Linked DNA regions of Mus musculus: region 2 is linked to region 1. Evidence: chromatin loops called from intact Hi-C (ENCODE). Cell type or tissue: heart. All regions are shown on one strand. Each heading gives the region's core, and the rest is flanking DNA. Links, peaks and the distances in the headings are about the cores only.

Evidence for each region. Peaks named below come from ENCODE experiments on the same cell type or tissue, not always from the same donor. Only the 100,000 strongest peaks of a DNase experiment are listed, where the experiment ranks them.
Region 2: it touches region 1 in a loop (4-fold over the local background); 2 of 42 quality-filtered maps call a loop at or near these places.

Annotation. Positions count from the first base shown.
Region 1 is chr17:32,068,442-32,079,506 of GRCm38, reverse strand. It overlaps the pseudogene Pdxk-ps. Among named protein-coding and RNA genes, the nearest start is that of Rrp1b, 38 kb to the right of the region's middle. In heart, for the core only: a CTCF peak has its summit at 5,981 (motif pointing right); a DNase peak (open chromatin) is centred at 5,966.
Region 2 is chr17:32,137,898-32,148,962 of GRCm38, reverse strand. It overlaps Notch3 (notch 3), which reads left to right. Exons shown (of 33, transcript NM_008716.3): 17 at 973-1,198; 18 at 1,500-1,701; 19 at 1,835-1,982; 20 at 2,372-2,556; 21 at 4,129-4,261; 22 at 4,339-4,596; 23 at 4,677-4,795; 24 at 5,154-5,719; 25 at 7,414-7,746; 26 at 9,164-9,318; 27 at 9,610-9,832; 28 at 11,063-11,065. Gm41568 (a long non-coding RNA gene) reads right to left here and starts at 9,169. Exons shown (of 2, transcript XR_876749.3): 1 at 8,825-9,169; 2 at 6,028-8,035. In heart, for the core only: a CTCF peak has its summit at 5,612 (motif pointing left); a DNase peak (open chromatin) is centred at 5,592; H3K4me3 peaks cover 623 bases; H3K27ac peaks cover 375 bases.

The sequences.
Region 1 (11,065 bases), core at 4,635-7,134:
CTTATGGCTGGTGAGCTCCCCTACTGTGGGTCTGTGGCCTGTTCCAGAGGCCAGCTGTGTCTGGCTTCTGTGGCCCAGATGGCCAGAGGGTGTAGATAATCTGTTGGGCTGTGGTGACTGCCTATACAAGCAGCACCTTAGTTAATTGTTGGAACAATGTTACAATGCACAGAGCTGAGCCACCGGCTGTCAGGAACCTCAAGTCCACACACACTGGCTCCAGTGAGCATTCTGGATGCACAAGGGTTGTGTATCTGAATGCTTGTGTGCTGCACACATGCTTGTAGACACAGACAAGCGATGCATCCTAACAGTTCCTGGCACACTGAGTGTGTAGCACCATGCTGACGTCATCTTCTAGGGACCAGTGTTTGACTCTCCTTTGGGACAGTGGAGGTAGAGTGGTTATGACAATCCACACGAGTCCCAGAGCTACTGAAGGATACCACATCGCCTCTGTGGACCCTCTGAAGAATGGGCAGTGCTGACCTTCCTGTCACTTCAGAGACAGGGGAACAAGTTGGGCTGACAGGTTCTTACTGTAGGGGTGTCCAGTCTGAGAAGTCTCAGACCCAGTGACCTGGCTTATGTTTTCCCCTAGGGAAGCCTGACGGCTCCACAGTGACCCAGCGCATCCGGATGGAGATGCGCAAGGTGGACGCCGTCTTTGTGGGCCCTGGGGACCTCTTTACTGCCATGCTTCTGGCGTGGACACACAAACACCCAGACAATCTCAAGGTCAGTTGTACCTGTTGCTCCTCCCCACCATTCCCTCGCACTCCTGGTGGGGAGATAGTGTACTATGGTTCTAACCCTGAGAGAGAGAGGAACAGGTTAGTGGGGCCTGGGCCTGAGCTGAGGATCTGTGGGATAATACAGCTGATCATGGGACCAGAAGGCACTCTGTCAGTCTGCTTCACTTATCCCAATTTTGGGTAGTAGTGACATCAGAAATAAGACACCATGGACTTGGCTTTCAGAGTTAGAACTCACTATGAGTGTAGCTCTTCTCAGTTGCATACATGAGAGCTAGGTTTGACCCTCCCCAGTGCTAAAAGCATGCATGCAAGCAAGCAAGCAAGCAAGCAAGAAAGAAAAAGAGAGCTAGCATTTTACACTGGAGTCAGCTAGGAACTCTGGACCTGTGCAGCCTCCCAGGCACTCCCTTGGTGATGCAGGAACCACTGCCAGTCCAGGTTGTTTCCTGCTATGTAGCCATTGCCAGGCTAGTTGGGCCCAGCCCTTGGGGGATCAAGGCAGAATGCTGAAGATACAAGCCAAGATAAGCCCTTCCCCATCAGACTTCTTATGGAGATGGGTCTTTCTGTGGTTGCCTGTATGTGCATCCCACCTGCTTCATGCGCCTGTGAGGAGATAGGATGCTTTTGCTCAGGTCTTCTGGGGAAGGCGGGACAGCTGGGACCAAGTTAGTACTGGGTGAACACTCCACCAACTGAGCCACATCTGGAGCCCAGGTGGGAATCATGCTATGTTGTGAGGATCATACTGGGGCTTTTCTTGTGCAGTATGCAGTTCAGTGTGTGATCAGCAGAGGCAGAGGAGTTTTCTTAAGGCAGTGCCCTTGCATCTGGGACCTCCTGGCCTGTGAGCTTGCAGCCAGTATGTCCTCCTCCAGTGCTATGGAAGGCTGAGTCACAATTGTGCGCTAATGGCTCAGTGGAACACTTGCCTTGCACACACAAGGCCTGGGTTCCATCCTAGCCTGGTGCCACAAAATACTCCCTTCTCCCCTACAGTATGGACTGGCCCTTGGTGCACTGGGCTGAGCTGAGGGAGGGAAGCATGGACTGGGTCGTTGGATTCAATGCAGGTCCCTGGTCAGCAGTGAGTGCTCAGGTAAAGAACACACACACACACACAGGAACAGCTTTGGAGAACTGGTTTAATTTATTGGCATGGAAGGGAGTATTTATGCCCCTGGGGAGATGAGCAGGGTCTCTTGGGCAAGGTTTCTGTGGCCAAGGACCTAGGTATTGGAAGATAGCTCATTTGCATACTCAGTGACTAGGGGTTCTAAGGGGAAAATCTTATAAGGTCAAACAAGGCATGAGATGAGGCTGGACAACTGTGTGGGTTATAAATTCCCTGGGTAATAAATTCTTACTTGGGCTGACAGTGGGGTAGCCAGCTTTCTAGTGTCAGGTTGGGAGAGGAGAGGGAGCCAACACCTGCCTTCCCCCATGAGATATCAGAGGTCGACACACTCCAATGGCACCCCAGGCAGAGGACCTAGCATTTAGCATGTGCTATGGGTGGCCCTCCAGATACAATCTGATGCAGAAACATCTCTGGGGGGGGGCTCTCCTGCAATCAGCCCAGTGGGGGGCTCCCACTGTGTCCAATGTGGGTGTGAGGGACGGTGAGGCCTGGTGACTGAGGGAGCTGATACTGGAAGATGCCCTCTGTACAGGGATGCTCAGCAGGTGGGCCATTGCCCCTCTGTCGCTGTCCTCTCCATAGGTGGCCTGTGAGAAAACAGTGTCTGCTGTGCAGCACGTCCTACAGAGGACCATCCGGTGTGCGAAAGGTACCTGCCTGCGCGTTGTCTTCCTTGGGGGTGCTCCCTGCCTGTGCTCTGTCTTCCTTGGGGGTGCTCCCTGTCTGGAGGTGGGCAAGAGGGAGGGGGGAGCTCTCCTTTCCAGCCTCTGCTTCCTGCTGTGTGTTAGAAGTGAGGCAGCGTGTGTGTGTGCGTGTGTGTGTGTGTGTGTGTGTGTGTGTGCGTGTGCAGTGTGGGGACCCCTCCTGAAGCAGGAACTCAGAACTGTGGGAGAGGGAAGGATGGCTCAGGTTCCATCCTGCCTGCTCTGATCTTCCCCGTGTTCTATAGCAGATAGAGGAGAAGGACAGAAGCCCAGCCCGGCTCAGCTGGAGCTGAGGATGGTCCAGAGCAAAAGGGACATTGAGGACCCCGAGATCGTTGTGCAGGCCACGGTGCTGTGAGGATCACGCACACTCGCCCTGACACACAGTGAGCTGAGGTGTCCGTCTCCATCCCTCTGAAAAGCTGTAACATCTGCCTTAGAGCCATGACTGAAACTGGACATCATGTTCCTTCCTGAGAGTCGGGTCTCAGCCAGTCTCTAGTGTGAAAATGTGCCATTGTGCTATTTTTTTTTAAATGACAAAGCTGTTGTAGGAATATGTGATTCAGAACCATGGTCCCTTCCCCCAAAGGCTCTGGGCCTCTGACTGCCTCATAGGCGTGTGGAAGGAAGGAAGGTGGAGGAGGCCAGCCTGCTGCCTCTGGACCTTTCTGTTGGTCACTGGCTGTCACTGCCCCCTGTGTATACACAGTCCTGACTCTGCCCATGTTGGTGCTGTCTTTAAAATTGGGTTAGAAAAAAAAGAAAGAAAGGAAGGAAGGAAGGAAGGAAGGAAGGAAGGAAGGAAGGAAGAAAGAAAGAAAGAAAGAAAGAAAGAAAGAAAGAAAGAAAGAAAAAGAAAGCAAGCCAGCCAGCTGGGCATGGTGGTGCACACCTTTAATCCCAGCACTCGGGAGGCAGAGGCAAGCGGATTTCTGAGTTCGAGGCCAGCCTGGTCTACAGAGAAACCTTGTCTCCAAAAACTAAAAACCAAAAAAACAAAAAAAACAAACAAACAAACAAAAAAAAAAAAAAAAAAACTCGGGTTAGGTCTTAACCATTGGCATTGGAAGAATTCCGCCAAATATTTTCGTTGCCTTTCTGGCTTTCCCTTATTCCTGCATTAGAGTTTCTGTGTCTCTGCCACTCTTTGGGTGTCCCAGAATGTCACACGTATGGAGCTGCTGGGCTGCGAGGGAAGGTTTCATATCCCCGTGCTTGGGAAGGCACACAAGCATGTGGTCACTGTGACAGGGACCTTTTAAGGAACCTGAACATTCCAGGAGATCTGCAAGCGGCCTGGGTGTCTGCAGGGTCTCCTGTAACTTTGGAGCAAATTCTAGGAAGCTGACCAACATGGGTTTGAGCTGCTGAGAGCAGGGCAGCTTGGGGATTCAGGGAAGTTTGCCTCACTGGGCTCTTGTGGGCACTCACCCAGCCCTGCAGAACTGTCAGGTGGCAGTGCACCTGCCACATGCTGCTGGGGACAGTGCATCGCTGCACAGGGGTTTGGACAGACAGGGAAGGAGAGACAGAGGTGGCTCCTGCCCCCTGGTGGCGGACTTAAGTGCAGGTTTTCCCCCCTCCCCCTCCATTTCTGGATTCTGTGCCCACCTCATGCTGAGGGGCCAGAGGCCCTGATGTGAAGTCAGCTAGCTCTCTGCCTCCTTGGAAGGTCTCCTCTACAGAGCATATTGGCATTGTGTATGCAGGGGCAGCTCTTAGACCCCTCAGGAGACTGTGACATGTCCCATTGCCTACTGCTCAAGGGTGAGTTTTTTTTTTGTTGTTTTTTTTGTTTTTTTTGTTTTGGCTCTACTTCCCAGAGTTTGGGGATCCCCAGTCATGACTGTGAGTGGGGCTGTCTGTTCACAACATCCCTTGACCTCAGTCAGCACCCACACCCACTTTAATGAACTTCAGTTCTTGAGATTTGCCTTGCTTCTTCACAGAAGCCACAGTCTAAGGAGAAATTGGAGGTTGCCTTGGAAGCCAGGGGATAAGGCCCAGAGCACGTGACTAAGAAGAAATGATTAGTGCTTTGAGCATGGGCAGAGGTGCTGGCCGAGGTCAGGCTTTCCAAAGAACTGTCTGCAGCCCTGCCAGCCAGCAAGCACTGGGTCCGGCCCCCTAGTAGCCAAGTCAGAATTGGCTTTTGCTTTCACTTTCCAGAGCTTAGTAAGGAAGCTGCATTAGCCCAGGGTAGCCCAGTAGGACTTTGATCCTGCCTCAAAGCGTCTCCTTCCACCTCCCGGATGCTAGGAAGGAATTCCCACATATGACTCTTCTTAAGTCATGCCTGCTCCTGTGTGATAATCCTGGGCCTCTGTCTCACTTCTGCAGTATGTCCACGAATGTAAAAATGACAAATGACACGGTCCTTTTCCTTAACGGTGAGAGCCTTTTTTTTTTTTTAAAGCCACTTGCTGTTTCAGTGGGAGCATTCTAGGCTCCTCTGTGCTGAAGTGGGGATTTGAAAGGAGGGGACTGTGCGCCCCACAGGCTGTGCTCCCAGTATGATGTCAGCAGCACCACCTGAGATAAGAGACCAGCACAGGCTGTTAGAGGTCAGGCTGTCTCCTGTCCTTGTTGAGGAAGGTAGGGTCCCTGGAAGGAGCCAGGTTGGCCAGAGCAGTGCTGAGGCCTTTGCTGTGCTCCTGGGCAGCTCCTAGACAGAGTTCCCGGCTCCAGCTACTTCAGTCCTTACACTGTAAAGTGAAGGGAAGAAGAAGTGAATGTATTTTGTCTCCAAGTTCTTCGCTTCCTTGCAGCCCTTTGGGGGACTCATTAACTTGGGGTATCAAGCCATACTTAGGTAGTTCATACATGCCCAGTGACCACAGGCTGGGCCCACCTGCTTGCACTGGGCCCTCCGTGAACCTTTCCGGGGCAGTGTATCCACCTGGACCAGAGAGGGCACTGGGGTTTGAGTGGACAGGCATGGACCCAGGCTTTGGTGGTGTGCCTTCAGGAGGGTGCCGCAGCCCAGTGCCCCCTTTTATTGCTGCCATCTGGGGTGCTTCTCTTCCAGACATCCACGTAGCTAGCTACCTGCAGAAAGCCATGTCTGTCCATGTGACAGATGGATGCTAACCACGGGTCCCACCAGTGGATGCTAAGAATGGATGTCCCTCTAAGGGGCAGTTCTGGGAGGTCAGGTTCAGTGTGAGGTTACACTAGAGCTGCAGTCTCTAGGGAAAGTGGTGAGCCAGGGAAGGCTTGAACCTGGTCCCCAGGTCTGAATGAATGTCACTCCCCCCCACCCCCCAATGATGGAGACACGCCTTGGGGTGGAGGTGTAGCTGGACATGCCTGTGCCTGTCCACACTTTCTGTGACAGCTGCAGATGGCTGGCAGGTGCCAGTCCAGTTGCAGTCTCAGCATCCACCAGCAGGGGGCACGGTGGAGCCTGTGGAGCAGTGTCAGAGGCCCAGGCAGATGCTGGTACCAACTGATTAAACAGCCATCCTGCCATCCTGCTGGGAGATTTGATGTTTTTGGGTTTTTTGTTTGTTTGTTTGTTTGTTTGTTTGTTTGTTTGTTTTTTGGGTTTTTTTTTGTTTTGGTGTGTGTGCGTGTACATCTTTCTGTCAGGCCTCAGACTTGGTGTTGTGCAACACCTGACAGTAAGTGGGAGTCAGTGTGTCCCCAGGTCAGCCTGACCTCCCAGAAAGCCATTGCGTGGTCAGCATGGCCAGAACTGACAGTTTGTAAATATCGGTGTGTTTTGCACTGTTGTGTCTCCTTGCTGGTTTATTCTTGTTGCAGACACTTTCTATGGAGAGATTAACATAAAATAATGTTTTCTATGCCATATTCGCCCTTCACTGCACCCTAGTGGGTTTAATTTGCTTAAAACCAGAATTTAATGTGCAATTTTAAATTTAACAGTATTTAATCTTTTTATGCCAATAGAAATTTTTTGCCTGGCATGGTGATACCTACAATCTAGTACCCTAGAGGCTGAGGCAGCAGGATAGCTATGGAGTAAGACACCTTCACTCACACATTGCCCCCCCCCAATTACTCCTGGAATTTTCTTTCCTTCCTTCCTCCCTTCCTCCCTCCCTCCCTCTCTCCCTCCCTCCCTCCCTCCCTCCCTTCCTTCTTCTTTTCCTTTTTTTTTTTCTTGTTTAATTCCTAGTGGAATAAACCCAATTTTTAAAAAAGATTTATTTATTATTATACATCAATACACTGTAGCTGTCTTCAGATGCACCAGAAAAGGGTGTCAGATCTCATTATGGGTGGTTGTGAACCACCATGTGGTTGCTGGGATTTGAACTCAGGACCTTCGGAAGAGCAGTCAGTGCTCTTATCCACTGAGCCATCTCGCCAGCCCATAAACCCAATTTTAAGATTCCACACTATTGAGCCAGGCAGAGGATGTCCTCAGAGCAGAAGTCTCCGTCTCCCTTGGATTACCGTCCCTGACTGTGGCTGAGCTCCCCCGGGCCAGCATCTCATTTCTTCCCCTGGTTCACCGTCAGGCAGGTTCTGGTCTTGGTGCAACAGGATCCACATTCCAGGTGCAAAAGGTCTCCCTAGGGCAGGGAACCCCATCCTGCCCTGGTCAGCTCTTGAATAGCCAGCTAGAGCTGCCTCTCCCCTGACGCTACAGGTGGGTGGAAACAGGAGAGAACCTGCCACTCAGACTTCCATGCTTGGAAGTTCCCAGAAGGCCTTGGGTATAACCTTGGCCACACCTCACTGCCCGTCCTATAGAGCCAGCAGGCCCCGTGAGATGTTGGGTAGGTAAAGCCATGTCTGCACCTCACAGCCTGCCTTGCCCCATGCAGCAGGTGTAGGTGACCTGGGTTGGGGCTCTGGAAGCCTCTGAGCTACACTGTCACAGAGGACTCAGTTCATGCCTGACATGAGGAGGGTGTGTCCTGGGGGTGACAGAACACAGTAGAGGACATGAGCTTAGCACACCCTTCTCCCTCATATCCCACAGAGCAGGAAGGCCGAAGCAAGGTTCCCTCAAAGCTCAGGCCTCAGTGAGTCCCACAAAACACCTGAGACCATTTTCTGACTGATGGGGGAGGAGTGTGTGTGATGACAGTGTTTTGTGAATGGAGGTGAATTCTTCATGAACAAAGCTCTTGAAGGATGAGACATGGGCAACATCTCAAATGCTCTTAGCTTCATAGCTGTCCATTCCTGACACAGAGCCTGTCAGAATTTCACCCATGTGTTGTAAATGTCAACCAATTGGAGGATGGGCTGCACCTGTGGGGCTGGCCCGACCCTGCTAGTCCTTCCCAGAGACCACCCCTCTGTGGCCTTCAGAGCAAAGCACAGTTAGCCCCTCAGTCCCTGCTGTGCAGGAGGGGTGTGCTCTGGGCTCAGGAGGTCTCCTGCCCAAGTCCCCCAGTCCTGTGTACTGTTCCCTGTCAGCATGTTTGTGGACATGAGCACCTGTCAGCACTGTGTAGCTGTGTCTGTTTTGTGCTAGTCTGTTGTCTTTTATGACTATCCACAAATAAATATTTTCATTGCAGTTGTGCTAGTGTGGTCCTTTCTCCCCAGCGTGCTCCTTGTGGTTACTGCCCAGAAAGCGTGGCAAGGAAAGGAGGTGCTTGGTCACAACTGTGGTGGTCTGCAGCTCACTCTTCACTCTCTTAGTCTTCTCAGTCTTGGGGGACTGTCTGGTGCTTTAGGGCTTCTGGGATGATTCACAGAGTGTGGACACTTGGAGACAAAGAACCTGCCTGGCTGCTCCCTGCAAGGATCTGAAGACCAGCCATTGGCTGCCGATCTGGTGCCATCTGGCTCCATGACTTTTGACAGTGACCTTGGGTGGTGACTCGAGCTTGGGAGTCCCATGATCATGACTATCCCACACCCTTAAGTATAAAACCTTAGAAGAGTTCAGCAGTGTGTCTGAAGGCAAGGAGGTGCACAGGGAGAAGAGACACCTGAGTGCTTATTTGGCCATTTATCACCAAAGAGGATGGGAGGCTATGGTGGGGACCACCAGGGACAGAGCAGAGATAGAACCTGTCCAGTGACTGCTGTATTGCTTTCCATTAAAGGACACATCTGTTTTTTTTTTAAACCAAATGAATTTAAATGGGACATTAAATCTCCTTCTGAAGGTACCAGGTACAAGAGATCACCGCCTTTTCTATATACAACATGGAAGCATCCTTTGTGTCTTGTTACAATTCCATTGCTGTGAAGAGACACCATGGCTGTAGTGGTGTGAATTTGCTTGGTTCAGGAAGTGGCACTATTTGGAGGTGTGCCACTGTGGGTGTGGGCTTTAAGACTCTCATTCGAGCTGCTTGGAAGCCAGTCTTCTTCGGTTTGCTTTCAGAATAGGATGTTGTACTTTTAGCAACTCCTGCACCATGTCTGCCTGGTTGCTGCCATGCTCCTGCCTTGATAGTAATGGAGTGAACCTCTGAACCTATAAGCCAGCCCCAATTAAATATTGTCCTTATAAGAGTTGCCTTGGTCATGGTATCTGTTTACAGCAGTAAAACCCTAAGAAAGAATATTGCCATGGCAACCCTTGTAAAAGAAAACATTTCATTGAGGCTGGCTTACACAAGGAGCTGAGAGTTCTACATTTTGATCCGAAAGCAACAGGAGACTGTGAGCCACACTGGTCATGGCTTGACCATATGAGATCTCAAAGCCTGCCTCACAGTGACACACCTCCTCCAACAAGGACATACCATCTCCAACAAGGCCACACACCTAAAGTGCCAAGCATTCAAACACATGGGTCGACGGGGGCCATTTCTATTAAACCACCACACGTAGCCCTTCATCTGTGTTTCAGATCAGAAGCAGCGTCTTCCATCTCTCGTAACTCAGACCCGTGGGGTCTTCTGAAGTCTGTTGCCTTCAGCTCTGTGTGAGGGCAGGGAGTCTAAAGGCCTGGCCAGTGCCTGCTAAGCCAGGCTTTCCAGAAACTTCCAGGGTCTTGTCTGTCAGCAACCCCACCTACACTACCTCAGGGAGCCATCAGGAGCAGGCTAGCAGGTCTGTGACAGTGCTTCTTCCCTCCCAGGTCATCAAAGCTTCCCTGAGGCATGGCTCTACCCACACATGGAGGGTCCAGAGCCCAGTCAGGGAAGAAGGAGAGAACAGAGGGTCCTGGCACCACCTCTCTGATCCCTTGTTGCAATATATAGCACATCACAGTGGTTGACCCATTCGGAATGCAAAGTCTGGATATGGCTGTAAAATGTGATGTAGAGCAAAATGAACTCTAGATAGATGGCTGTTCCTCTGGTGTTCCTGAACCTCCGGGTGGTTTCTGTTTTTAGTTTGTTTGGTTTTATAATAGGATGCTTCCAAACACCACAGTTAGGATGAGGAAGGCTGGACTGAGACCCCACCTCACGTCTGGTGTCTTAACAAGAACGTGGTCTGTGGTCCGTGCACTGCAGTCCAGGGCCATGGAACTCCTCAGCCCCACCCCTGGAGAACTGGATCAATGTGTTCCTTCCAAACAAGACCCCTGTGGGGAGAGAGTAGTCCATGAGCCAGGACAAGGGACTTGGCGGGTCCAGCCTGAGGTCTCCCTCCAGCCTCCTCACTGAGTAGAGTACCACTCATCTGGGCTGTGTCTGGGGCACAGCTGAGGCCAACAGGGAAGGAATTCACTTGGTCCCTGCAGATGTGCCTGCAGCTGCTGGAGCTCCTGATCTATCACTGCTCAGATCAACCAGGATAAGGTGTTCTTCACACCCCAGGATGGCCTTTCTGTGGCAGTGGACATGAGCAGATCCTGGTGGGTGAGGTCTCAGGACAGGACTTCAGATAGAAGACAGGCACCTCAGACTCTGGTATTCACTGTGACAGTGACTGAGGGTTAAATAGGTCCCTGAAACGATGTCCTCATCTTGACATCACAGGCCTGTATATAGGACTTCATTTAGAATGAGGCGGTTGATAAGGAATTGGTGGCCATGTTAGATTACAGTGTTCAACCCATGACTGCTGTCCTTGCAGAGGGGAAATTTGGAGACACAGAAGTTAGGATGTGGAGGCAGGAGACTGGAGGAGAGCAGCTCAGAGCCAGGGCAGGAGCAGGAACACCAGTGTGTGTGTGTGTGTGTGTGTGTGTGGGGTGTAAGACTGGTGTGCACAGGAGGTGTAGCCTGCTTTCTTAGGGGAGGAGGAGGCAGCCAGGCCTAGAGGGGAGCCCCAGGGCCGATGGGTGTCAGGGTCCAGGGATTCAATGCTTCTTTGTGTCCCTCAGAATCATTTGTCTCTCCCGAAGATCTGTGACCCTGAGATTCAGCCTTATCTCAGTCAGGCCTAGGGACGAGCGCCTAGCCACGGGGGACGTGACATGTGACACGTGACTTGTGGCTACAGAACTGTCAGCTACAGTCCCACACAGCAGCAAGCATCACCTGCGTGTCCTATGTCCAACAGGTGACACCACTGACTAGGAGTCAGAACGCTCCAGGTCCAAAGCCAGGAACTGTCTTGGGATA
Region 2 (11,065 bases), core at 4,649-7,148, 69 kb before region 1:
AACATGCTACATTAGATTGTGGAGGCCAGAGGACAGCTTGCAGGAGTTGATTTTCTTCTTCCACCATGAGGGTTGCAGGGATTGAGCTCAGACAGGCAGTCCTGGGTGGGCAAGCACCTTTACCTACTAAAGTCATCTTGCCGGTCCCTCTAGATGGCTTGACACACCAAGTACGATGGACATAGCATGTATATGTTTGCTATACTCTATTGTTTAGAAAATAACAAGAAAATAGTGTGCATGTTCTGCCCTTGGGTAATCTCTGATTTTCCCTATTGTCCATCTACTGGTTGAACCCACAGATTCTGAACTTCAGAATAGGTAGGGCCAGTTCTATAGCTCAAAGGGTTTTGTTTTTGTTTTTGTTTTTGTTTTTGTTTTTTGTTTTTCGAGACAGGGTTTCTCTGTATAGTCCTGGCTGTCCTGGAACTCACTTTGTAGACCAGGCTGGCCTCAAACTCAGAAATTCGCCTGCCTCTGCCTCCCGAGTGCTGGGATTAAAGGCGTGCGCCACCATGCCCGGCACTCAAAGGGGCTTTTTTTAAAAGGATATTTTTAAAATGTATTTATTTGTCTATGTGTTGCATGACACATTTGTCTACGTGAGCCATGACATTCACGTGGTGGTCAGAGGACATCTTATAGAGGGGGGTTGACCACAAAAGGGGACTAACTTTGATCTCTGACCAAGAGTGTCTCTTGTAGTCTGGGATACACACACGTTTAATTTCTGCACTTAGAAGGCAGAGTGCAGGCTCATCTCTGAACTATTCAAGGCCAGCCTCATCTACATATTGAACTCCAGGCTAGTCTTGGCTACATAGTAAAACTATTTCAAAAACAAGCAAGCAAACAAAAAGGACTGTCCCCTCTGGCTTCTTCCTGAGTCTTCCTGTGTGTAAAGCATAGCTGAGTCAGGCCAGGCTGATGTGGGCATAGGCACTGACCAGATTATTTTCCTGCTCACTGCAGACCCGTGCCTCCATGGTGGCTCCTGCCAGGATGGCGTGGGCTCCTTTTCCTGTTCTTGCCTCGACGGCTTTGCTGGTCCTCGCTGTGCCCGAGATGTGGACGAATGTCTGAGCAGCCCCTGTGGCCCTGGCACCTGTACTGATCACGTGGCCTCCTTCACCTGTGCCTGTCCACCTGGTTATGGAGGCTTCCACTGTGAGATTGACTTGCCGGACTGCAGCCCCAGGTGGGTGGAGCATGGGCTGGAGACTCAGGGGCCAGAGAGGGCATCCTGGACTCGGCATCTGTTAGAGGGCTGGAATGATGCTGGCACATGGCTGAGGAATGGGCAAGGCTGCTTGGAAGTCACAGACTCCAGTTCTTTGGAGGCCTAGACTGAGGCAGCGTCCGTAGGCGAAGGAGCCAGGTTAGATCTTCATAGTGCTATGGCTTGTTGAGGATAGCAAGGGTCCGAAATTGGGAAGTACTTAGTTCTAGAAGGATTGGGGTGGTCTTTAAGGTCTTGAACTTCTTGTCCTGTTCTCCAGTTCCTGCTTCAATGGAGGGACCTGTGTGGATGGCGTGAGCTCCTTCAGCTGTCTGTGTCGCCCCGGCTACACAGGCACACACTGCCAATACGAGGCTGACCCCTGCTTTTCCCGGCCCTGTCTGCACGGGGGCATCTGCAACCCCACCCACCCAGGATTTGAATGCACCTGCCGGGAGGGCTTCACTGGGAGTCAGTGTCAGGTGGGTGGTGTCTGAGGTCCTTGGTGGAAGAGTCCAGAAATGAGGGGGGACCCGTGGGGGGCATCCTGAAGGGATAAGGCCATCTGGTTTCTAGGGTCTCTCCCAGCACTGATCTTGAAGATTTCTTTTGCAGAACCCAGTGGACTGGTGCAGCCAGGCACCCTGTCAGAATGGGGGTCGCTGTGTCCAGACTGGGGCTTACTGCATTTGTCCACCTGGATGGAGTGGCCGCCTGTGCGACATACAAAGCCTGCCCTGCACGGAGGCCGCAGCCCAGATGGGTGAGGGAAGCATGTGGTGCGTGCGTGTGGGGCTGAAGGGTGGTGGTGCATCCCTCTTGCTGGCATGAGCCAAATGAGAGCGCCATACAACATATGGGACTAATGAGGTGTGTGGCTCAGTATGTGTGTGACTGGAATAACTGGCCAGAGTGTGACTATATCTGTCACAGTGAGACAGCTGGGTGTGTGTGTGACTAAGCTGATAGAGTCATCAAAGTGGTGCTGTGGAAAGAGACCAGGTTAGCTGACAAGTGGCCTGACAGCTTTTGGATGTGGGTGAGACACTAGGGATTGATGGCAGTGGGGATGTTAGATGAATGTGTGATGTGGCCGGAATAGGAAAGGTGGCATGGCCACCTCTGAGTCTGATGTCACCCTCTGCTTTTCAGGGGTGAGGTTGGAGCAGCTGTGTCAGGAAGGTGGAAAGTGCATAGACAAGGGCCGCTCCCACTACTGTGTGTGTCCAGAGGGCCGTACGGGTAGTCACTGTGAACACGAGGTGGATCCCTGCACGGCCCAGCCTTGCCAGCACGGGGGCACTTGCCGTGGTTACATGGGGGGCTATGTGTGTGAGGTAAGTGCGTCTCAGGGAGAGGGAAGAGAAGTCAGTCATGCTTGCCTGTGTTTCTGTGTCCTGGTGTGGGTCCTTCCCCTCCCCCGTCGGTGGGAGAGCAGGGATGTTTCATGTGTAGTAGGTAAGCACTCTGTATCACTCAGCTTCATCCAGAGTCAGCATGGCTGCTATAGAATTTTTTTATTTTATTTTATTTTTTTTTTTTTTTGGTTAGATTTTTGAGACATGGTCTCGTTATGAAGCTCTGGCTGTCCTGGAATTTGCTATGTAGTCCAAGCTGGCTTCCAAGTCACAGCAATCCTTCTGCCTCTGGCTCTATATGAGTGCTAGATAACAGTCATGCGCCATAATACTTGTCTGCGTGTCTTTTCTTTCCTCCTTTTCTTTATCTTTTCCTTTCCCTTCTTTCCTTCTCTTTCTTTCTTTCTTTCTTTCTTTCTTTCTTTCTTTCTTTCTTTCTTTCTTTCTTTCTTTCTTTCTTTCTATTTTGAGACAGAGTCTCACTATGTAGCTCTGGTGGGCTTAAACTATTAGAGATCTACCTACCTCAGCCTCGTGGGTGCTAGGATTAAAGGAATGAGCAACCAGGCCTGGCCTAGCAGTCCTTTTATGGGTATATGTCTGTGTGTGTGTGTGCACAGGAGTGTAAATGCAGAGGTCAGGGGCAGACATCAGGTGTCCCCTCTATCACTGTACTTTGTTCGCCTGCGGTTCTCTCACTGAACCTCAAGTTAGGCTGTAGATGGTGAGCCCCAGTGATCCTCCTGCCTCCCCCACCCCACACCTGGGTGACACACATAGAAGACCACACCTAGCTTTTTAAGTAGGTACTGAGGATTTGAACTCAAATCTTCACGTGTGTGCAGCAAGCGCTCTTACCCACTGAACCATCTCTGCAGCTCCTTAACCCTCATGCACTTGTGGATGGACTTGGGGCATGTGAGTTTCTGTCTCCAGTTCTGTGTCTCTCTCTGGGTATGAGTGACTTACCATTGTGTCTGGACATGTGGTCTGGGGTACCTGGGTATTTTTCCTGCGTGTTCTCATCAGCCTATCTCCCTCTGTACTGAGTGTGCTGGTGGCCTTCCCAGTCTCACCCTGACCAATAGCAACTTGAGGGAGGAGAGGATTTACTTCAGCTTACAGGTTACTGTCCATCATTGAGGGAGGCTGTGAAAGAAGCCCAAGGCAGGGAACCATCGTCCAGAACTGAAGCAGAGACCATAGAATTGTGTTGCTTTCCCGGAGCGGTCTGGGTCTTCCCACATCAATCAGCACTCAAGAAAATGCCCCCACAGACATGCTATAGGCCAATCTGAAGGAGGCAGTTTCTCAAGCAAGATTCCCTCTTCCCAGATAGGTCTAGGTTTGGTTCAAGTTCATGCACACACACAGATAACAAGTGTGGGCACAGTGTGTTTCCTTGTACTGGGTAAGTCTGCCCCCTACACTGGCTTTGTGTTGGATGTCTATGTGTGTCCTTTTGTGGTGAGATTCTGTGTGCTCACAGGTATGCCGAGGCACGTCTGTGTCCCTCGGGGCTGAGTGAATTCCTTTCTTGCCTCAATACAGTGTCCAGCTGGCTATGCTGGTGACAGTTGTGAGGATAATATAGATGAGTGTGCTTCCCAGCCCTGCCAGAACGGAGGCTCCTGTATCGATCTTGTGGCCCGCTATCTCTGTTCCTGTCCCCCTGGCACACTGGGTATGTTAAGGCCAGGGTTGGGGGCAGGATAAGAGGATGAGTTTCTAGCCTCCACTGACCATGCTCCTATACCCTAGGAGTTCTCTGTGAGATCAATGAGGACGACTGTGACCTAGGCCCATCCTTGGACTCAGGCGTTCAGTGCCTACACAATGGCACCTGTGTGGACCTGGTGGGTGGCTTCCGCTGTAACTGTCCCCCAGGATACACAGGTCTGCACTGTGAGGCAGACATCAATGAGTGTCGCCCGGGTGCCTGCCATGCAGCGCATACTCGGGACTGCCTACAAGATCCAGGTGGGCATTTCCGCTGCGTCTGCCATCCTGGCTTCACAGGTAAGAATGGCAGAGAGCCTGGCCAGAAACCTGATGTGGTTCTGCTTCTGTAGTTGATCCTCCTGCATCTGTTTGTTCAGGGCCTCGCTGTCAGATTGCTCTGTCCCCCTGTGAGTCCCAGCCATGTCAGCATGGAGGCCAGTGCCGTCACAGCCTAGGCCGTGGAGGTGGGCTGACCTTCACCTGTCACTGTGTCCCGGTAGGTGTGATTGGTAGGGGTTGGAACCCTTGGGGAAAGAAAAGGCCTGTGGCTTTAGGGAAGCATAGGTCTATACGGGAAAAGTAGAAGGAAAGGAGGTTCTGAAATTATGAAATTATGAAATTATGGTTTGGAGTGTAACTTAGTGAAATTGTGACTTGGCTTTGTTGCCTCCTGGGGAGGTATGGCTTATCTTCAAAATGAGGTCAGTAGAGGAAAGGTTGCTGGAATTGGAGGGGTGGGGGTGGGGTGTCAGCATTTCTCAAGTCTTGACCTCCATTCTTTTCTCTCTTTTCCACTCTCCTGTTTCTTCTCACTACCAATTTTTTCTCTTTCTGTCTCCTCACTTCACCATTAGCCATTCTGGGGTCTGCGTTGTGAGCGGGTGGCACGCTCTTGCCGAGAGCTGCAGTGCCCAGTGGGTATCCCATGCCAGCAGACAGCCCGTGGACCACGCTGCGCTTGTCCTCCGGGGCTGTCCGGGCCCTCCTGCCGGGTTTCTAGGGCGTCACCCTCAGGAGCTACTAACGCCAGCTGCGCCTCTGCCCCTTGTCTGCATGGGGGCTCATGCCTACCTGTACAGAGTGTCCCTTTCTTCCGCTGTGTGTGCGCTCCGGGCTGGGGCGGCCCGCGTTGTGAGACCCCTTCCGCAGCCCCTGAGGTCCCCGAGGAGCCACGGTGCCCGCGAGCGGCTTGCCAGGCCAAGCGAGGGGACCAGAACTGCGATCGTGAGTGCAACACCCCAGGCTGTGGCTGGGATGGCGGTGACTGCTCACTGAACGTGGACGACCCCTGGAGGCAGTGTGAGGCACTGCAGTGCTGGCGTCTCTTCAACAACAGCCGGTGTGACCCGGCCTGCAGCTCTCCAGCCTGCCTCTATGACAACTTTGACTGCTACTCTGGTGGCCGCGACCGCACCTGCAAGTGAGCCCCCTGACTCTGTCCTTCTGTCTATCTATATGTTGCACTGTCAGTGAGCCACATCTGTCCCAGTTTGTCTGTCAGTCTGTTTTTGGCTCGTCTGATGGGCTGTCCCTTCCAGCTGCTACCACCAGGGCACTGGTGGTTTCATCCGCCTGTTTCCACCCATGTGCCTCATCTCTGCCTATTTATATTTTTACCTATATATCTTGCCCATTTGCTTCTGTCTGCCTGCAGTTACACATCCCATCTGTCCACACTTAGGACTTGTTCATTTGTCTTTCTTAAAATTTTAAAAATTAAACTGGGTCTAGTTGCTCACACATTTTAATGCCAGCATTTCAGAGGCATAGACAGCAGGTCTCTGTAGGGATTCAAGGCCAGCATGATCTACATAGTGAGTTCTAGGCCAGCCAAGGCCACACAGTGATACCCTGTCTCAAAACAAAAACAAACAAACAAACAAACAAAGCAAAACAGGAGCCCACAGCAGGTGCTCATTCAAGAGCATACAATAGTGATACTGGTTGAGCATCCCAAATCCCAAACCTGAATCCCTGAGCCATGTGGGGCATGGGCATGATGCCACAGTGGAAAATTCCATCCTTTGCCCCAATGATAAGTTACAGTCAAAATTCAGACACAGGTTGGTCTGTAGTGGCAGAGCACCTTCCTAGATGGCATGTGGCCCTTGGTTCAATCCCCGCCCAGCATGGAAATAAAACAACCACCAAAGGCAGGCACACTAAAAATATATAGTTACTTTTGGGTATGTGTATTTTTGTCTTTAGACTTGGGCCTCATCCCAGAGGTGCCTTATATAAATTATGTATAGAGGGCTGGGGATGTAGCTCACTTGATGGAATGCTTGCCTAACATCCACAGAGCCAGGCTTGGGTCCCCAGCACCACCTAAACTGTGAGAGGTGCTGTGTGCTTGTAATCTTGGCTCTCAGCAGGTGGATCAGGAGGATAATAAGTTCAAGATCACCCTCAGCAACATAGTTTTGTTTTCTTTGTTAAAAATAAGGCTTCAGCCAGGTGTGGTGGCGCATGCCTTTAATTCCAGCACTTGGGAGGCAGAAGCAAGTGGATATCTGAGTTCAAAGCCAGCCTGGTCTACAAAGTGAGTTCCAGGACAGCCAGAGCTACACAGAGAAACCCTGTCTCGAAAAACCAAAATAAATAAATAAAATAAATAAATAAATAAATAATAAAAATAAAAATAGGGCCTCACAATTCCTGGCTGGAATTGGCTGTGTAAATCAGGCTGGCCCTGAACACACAGAGATATCCTTGTCTCTGCCTCTGGAGTACTGGAATTAAAGGTATATGCCAGCCTGTCTGACTAACATAGGGAGTTTGAGGCCAGCTTGAGATACATGAGATCTTATCTTAAAATATTTATAGAAAGATATCTCATTGCATTTATTTGCATATATAATATTTAAGCATATGTGTAAATATTCTAAAACTATAATTTGAACTCTGAAATAGTTTTAGTCCCAATTATTTCAAATTAGGAACACAGAACTTGTGCTTATGCAGCCAACGACTGCATTTGCAGAAAGCATATGCAAGAACATTTCCCACCACCACCATCCCCAACCCCATACCAGCACTGTCCACTACTGCTATTCTCTGTGTGTGCATTTAGGTGACCCGAAGAATCTCTGAGTTTGTGTTCTCTGTCCCCAGCCCTGTTTATGAGAAGTACTGCGCCGACCACTTTGCAGATGGCCGTTGTGACCAGGGCTGCAACACTGAGGAATGCGGCTGGGATGGGCTGGACTGTGCCAGCGAGGTCCCGGCCCTTTTGGCCCGAGGGGTTCTGGTCCTCACAGTTCTTCTGCCTCCTGAAGAGTTGCTGCGCTCCAGTGCCGACTTTCTGCAGCGACTCAGCGCTATTCTGCGCACCTCACTGCGCTTCCGCTTGGACGCACGTGGCCAGGCCATGGTCTTCCCCTATCACCGGCCAAGCCCTGGCTCTGAATCCCGGGTCCGTCGTGAGCTGGGTCCTGAGGTGATCGGGTGAGTGACTGTGGCTCAGGGCTGGGTACAGCGGTTAGGGCACCCGTGGTCCAGACCGTCTGTTTCACGCTTCTTAGTTGAGAGCTCTCTTGGCAAGGCGTCTTCCACAGGTTTTTCCGTGTCTGTCGGGTTGACATCTTTGCTATGGGGGGGGGGGGGGTTCATCCTCTGTACACTACAGGGAGCCTCGCTGCAGCGCTGAGATTTTACTCTTCAAATGCAGGTGACAGCACCTTCTTGTGTGCATGATGTGTGTGTGTAGGTCCCCAAGTGCCATGACGACGCATGCCTGTAGAGGTTAGAGGACAACAGTGTGAAGTCAGTTCTCTCTTCTCATCAGGATGTCAGGCTTGCATGATGAGCATGTTGCCTGTGAGCCATTTCGCTGGCTTGTTTGTTGTTTTCTTCTCGTTGTTTGCTTTGTTTGTGTTTTATAGGCACTAACCTGAAATTCAATCTGTAGCCCAGGTTGGCTTTGAACTCATGGTTCTCCTACTCAGCCCTTCCAAGTACTAGGATTGCAGGCATACAATATCGCCCCCGACACTCACTCTCTTTCCTCCCCACTCTCTTCATTCCCCTTTCCCCTCATCTCACAAAAGTTGTAGAACTTGCTCACTGGTGACCTGGTAGGGGGAACCTGAAGTGGGAGAGGCATTTTTTTGAGGGTGGACCAGGGCCTGAAGATTGGGCCCTGACAAGGAAAGGAGAGCTGAACTTTAGAGATGCTGTGGTTTGTGGGTTCTGATTGGATGCAGGCAGAAGTCAAGTAGATGGGTGAGGTGACACATGGCCCCTTTCTTGGCTAAAGTGGCTTAGTGATGAGGACATAGGGCTAAGCAGGGGCCACCTTGGAACTTGCTATTCTTAGGGGGTCTTGAGGTATGGGGAGGAACCCCAGGAGATGACTGAGGGCTGAAGATGCATACAAGACAACTGGGTATTGGAGGCCATTGGAGGGAAAGAAGGGAGAATCAAGGAAGCAGGAGAGAAGGAAATGAAGAAGGAATCTAAGGACTCTCAGAGACCTAAGAATTGGGGGACAGTAGAGGACGTGGCTCAGTGGTAGAGAACCTACCTTGTATATTCAAGGCCCCAAGTTCATCTCCAATACCACAAAGAAGGATAAAGGAGAAAAAGCAAGCTTTTAGAGAAACTGACATGGTACACTGTCCCAGCAAAGGGCGACACCAACAGACTCTACCAGGGCGAATGAAGACATTATTGAATTCACAGCTTTGAGACACTGTGACCAATAAGATCTGTTGGGAGAGACAGTGGAGTTGGATGCCAGCTGAGAGCTGGGTGGGTGGTAGAGACATGGAGAGTGGAGACGGATGTGGCTCTCTGAGGTCGGGTGTCTAGGATGCTGTAGACAAGTGTTGAGCCTTTGGGTCCCTCTGCTCTGTTCCCACAGCTCTGTGGTGATGCTGGAGATTGACAACCGGCTCTGTCTGCAGTCAGCTGAGAATGACCACTGCTTCCCTGATGCCCAGAGTGCTGCTGACTACCTGGGAGCCTTGTCAGCAGTGGAGCGACTTGATTTCCCATACCCACTTCGGGATGTGCGAGGTGAGCTGGGAAGAAGAGAGGGTAGTACATTAGAGCGTGTAGCCCCAGAGATGGTTGAATCCTATAGTATGGTTGAAGCCCTGTGAGTAAAGCCCCATCTTCTGGCTGAAGCTGTCCCATAGCTAAGCCAACCCCATGGGTAAGAGCCACTTAAAATTGAAACCTTACTTGTAGTCCTGCTCCACGGCTACAGCCCTGCTTATAGCTGAGTATCGCCCATGGCTGAAATCTGCTCACTCGTTCCTGCCCTGATACTTGGCTGAAGGCTCATCTGCTGCTTCCATCCTACAGGAGAGCCGCTGGAGGCCCCAGAGCAGAGCGTGCCACTGCTGCCACTGCTGGTGGCAGGGGCTGTCTTTCTACTCATCATCTTCATCCTGGGTGTCATGGTTGCCAGGCGAAAGCGAGAACACAGCACCCTCTGGTTCCCTGAGGGTTTTGCATTACACAAGGACATAGCTGCTGGCCACAAGGGCCGGAGGGAGCCTGTGGGACAAGATGCACTGGGAATGAAGTAAGAACCTCACATGCTCTACATCCCCAACTGTGGGTCCCTTGTAAGCTCTAGACCATACTCACCTCGGTCATATTCCAACCTCTGACCCCAGCCTAACCTTAACTACAGACTCCATCTGGGCCTTCAGTGTTAATCCTCTTGACCTATGACCCCATGATCCCTGAGGATTGCCCCAACCCCTATCCCTTGACGTGATTTTCTATTTCTATACATTTCCTGACTCATATCTTTCCCTGACGCCATCCTGAACTAACCTCACAAAATTCATTCTTATGACTGCTAACCTCAAGACTTTTGTCATTTCAACCTGTCCCTGACCACGACTGTATCCTTGATGACTCCTGAATCATCTCTGGCTTCAACCCACCTGTACCTTTGACCTCACCTCAGACCCCTGTTTCTACCCAATCCTGTGTTAATTCCCTTGTGATCCTCAATCCCAAGCCTTCAACTTGACTTATTCCTCAACACCAATAGCCATATTCTGACCTTAACCCTTCCCTATGACACCATAACTCCTGACTCCTCATCCTGATGTTTCAAGCCTGGCTATCCCGTTTGTCACAAGAGAGTAACTCCTCTTCCATGAGCTTTGATAACTCCTTTATCAAAGTTATGAGAGGAAACTTCCTTTGCCCCTGCAGTTTGTCTCATCTATCCTCATGCATCCATGTTCCATTGTGTGTGCCACTCTTGACTCTGAGTTCACCTTATGAGTCTGGCCACCTCAGATGTGAGGTGTGGAGCAGGTATAAAGACCGTTGTTTGGATCCCTAGAACCTGTATAAATGCCATAAAATCCTTAAGTGCTCAGTGGGCCCGGCAGCCTGACTTGGAAGATGGAGTCCTGGTCCCTAGAGCAAGCTGACTAGTGAGTCTAGTCATATCCGTGAGCTCTTGGTTTGATTGAGGGACCCTTCCTCGATGACCAAGACTGAGGAGAGATTCCTCTTTATCAACCTCAGACCTGTGCACCCAAAACACACACCTGCACTCACAGATGGAAAGAGAAAACATTTTGATTGCCACCTGACATGCTTCCTGCAACTTCATCTCTATCCTCCTATCCATCATTGGAATCTTTGTCAACGACCCAGGACCCCTCCTCAGTTCCTGACCCCTTACCTACCTCTATGACCTCTGCCTGAACCAAACCCTAAACCCTCTTCCCAGGCCAGAGTTCTCTAGTGTACTTTCTCACGTCTTTTTCTTCTTGTTTTCCCCAAGGAA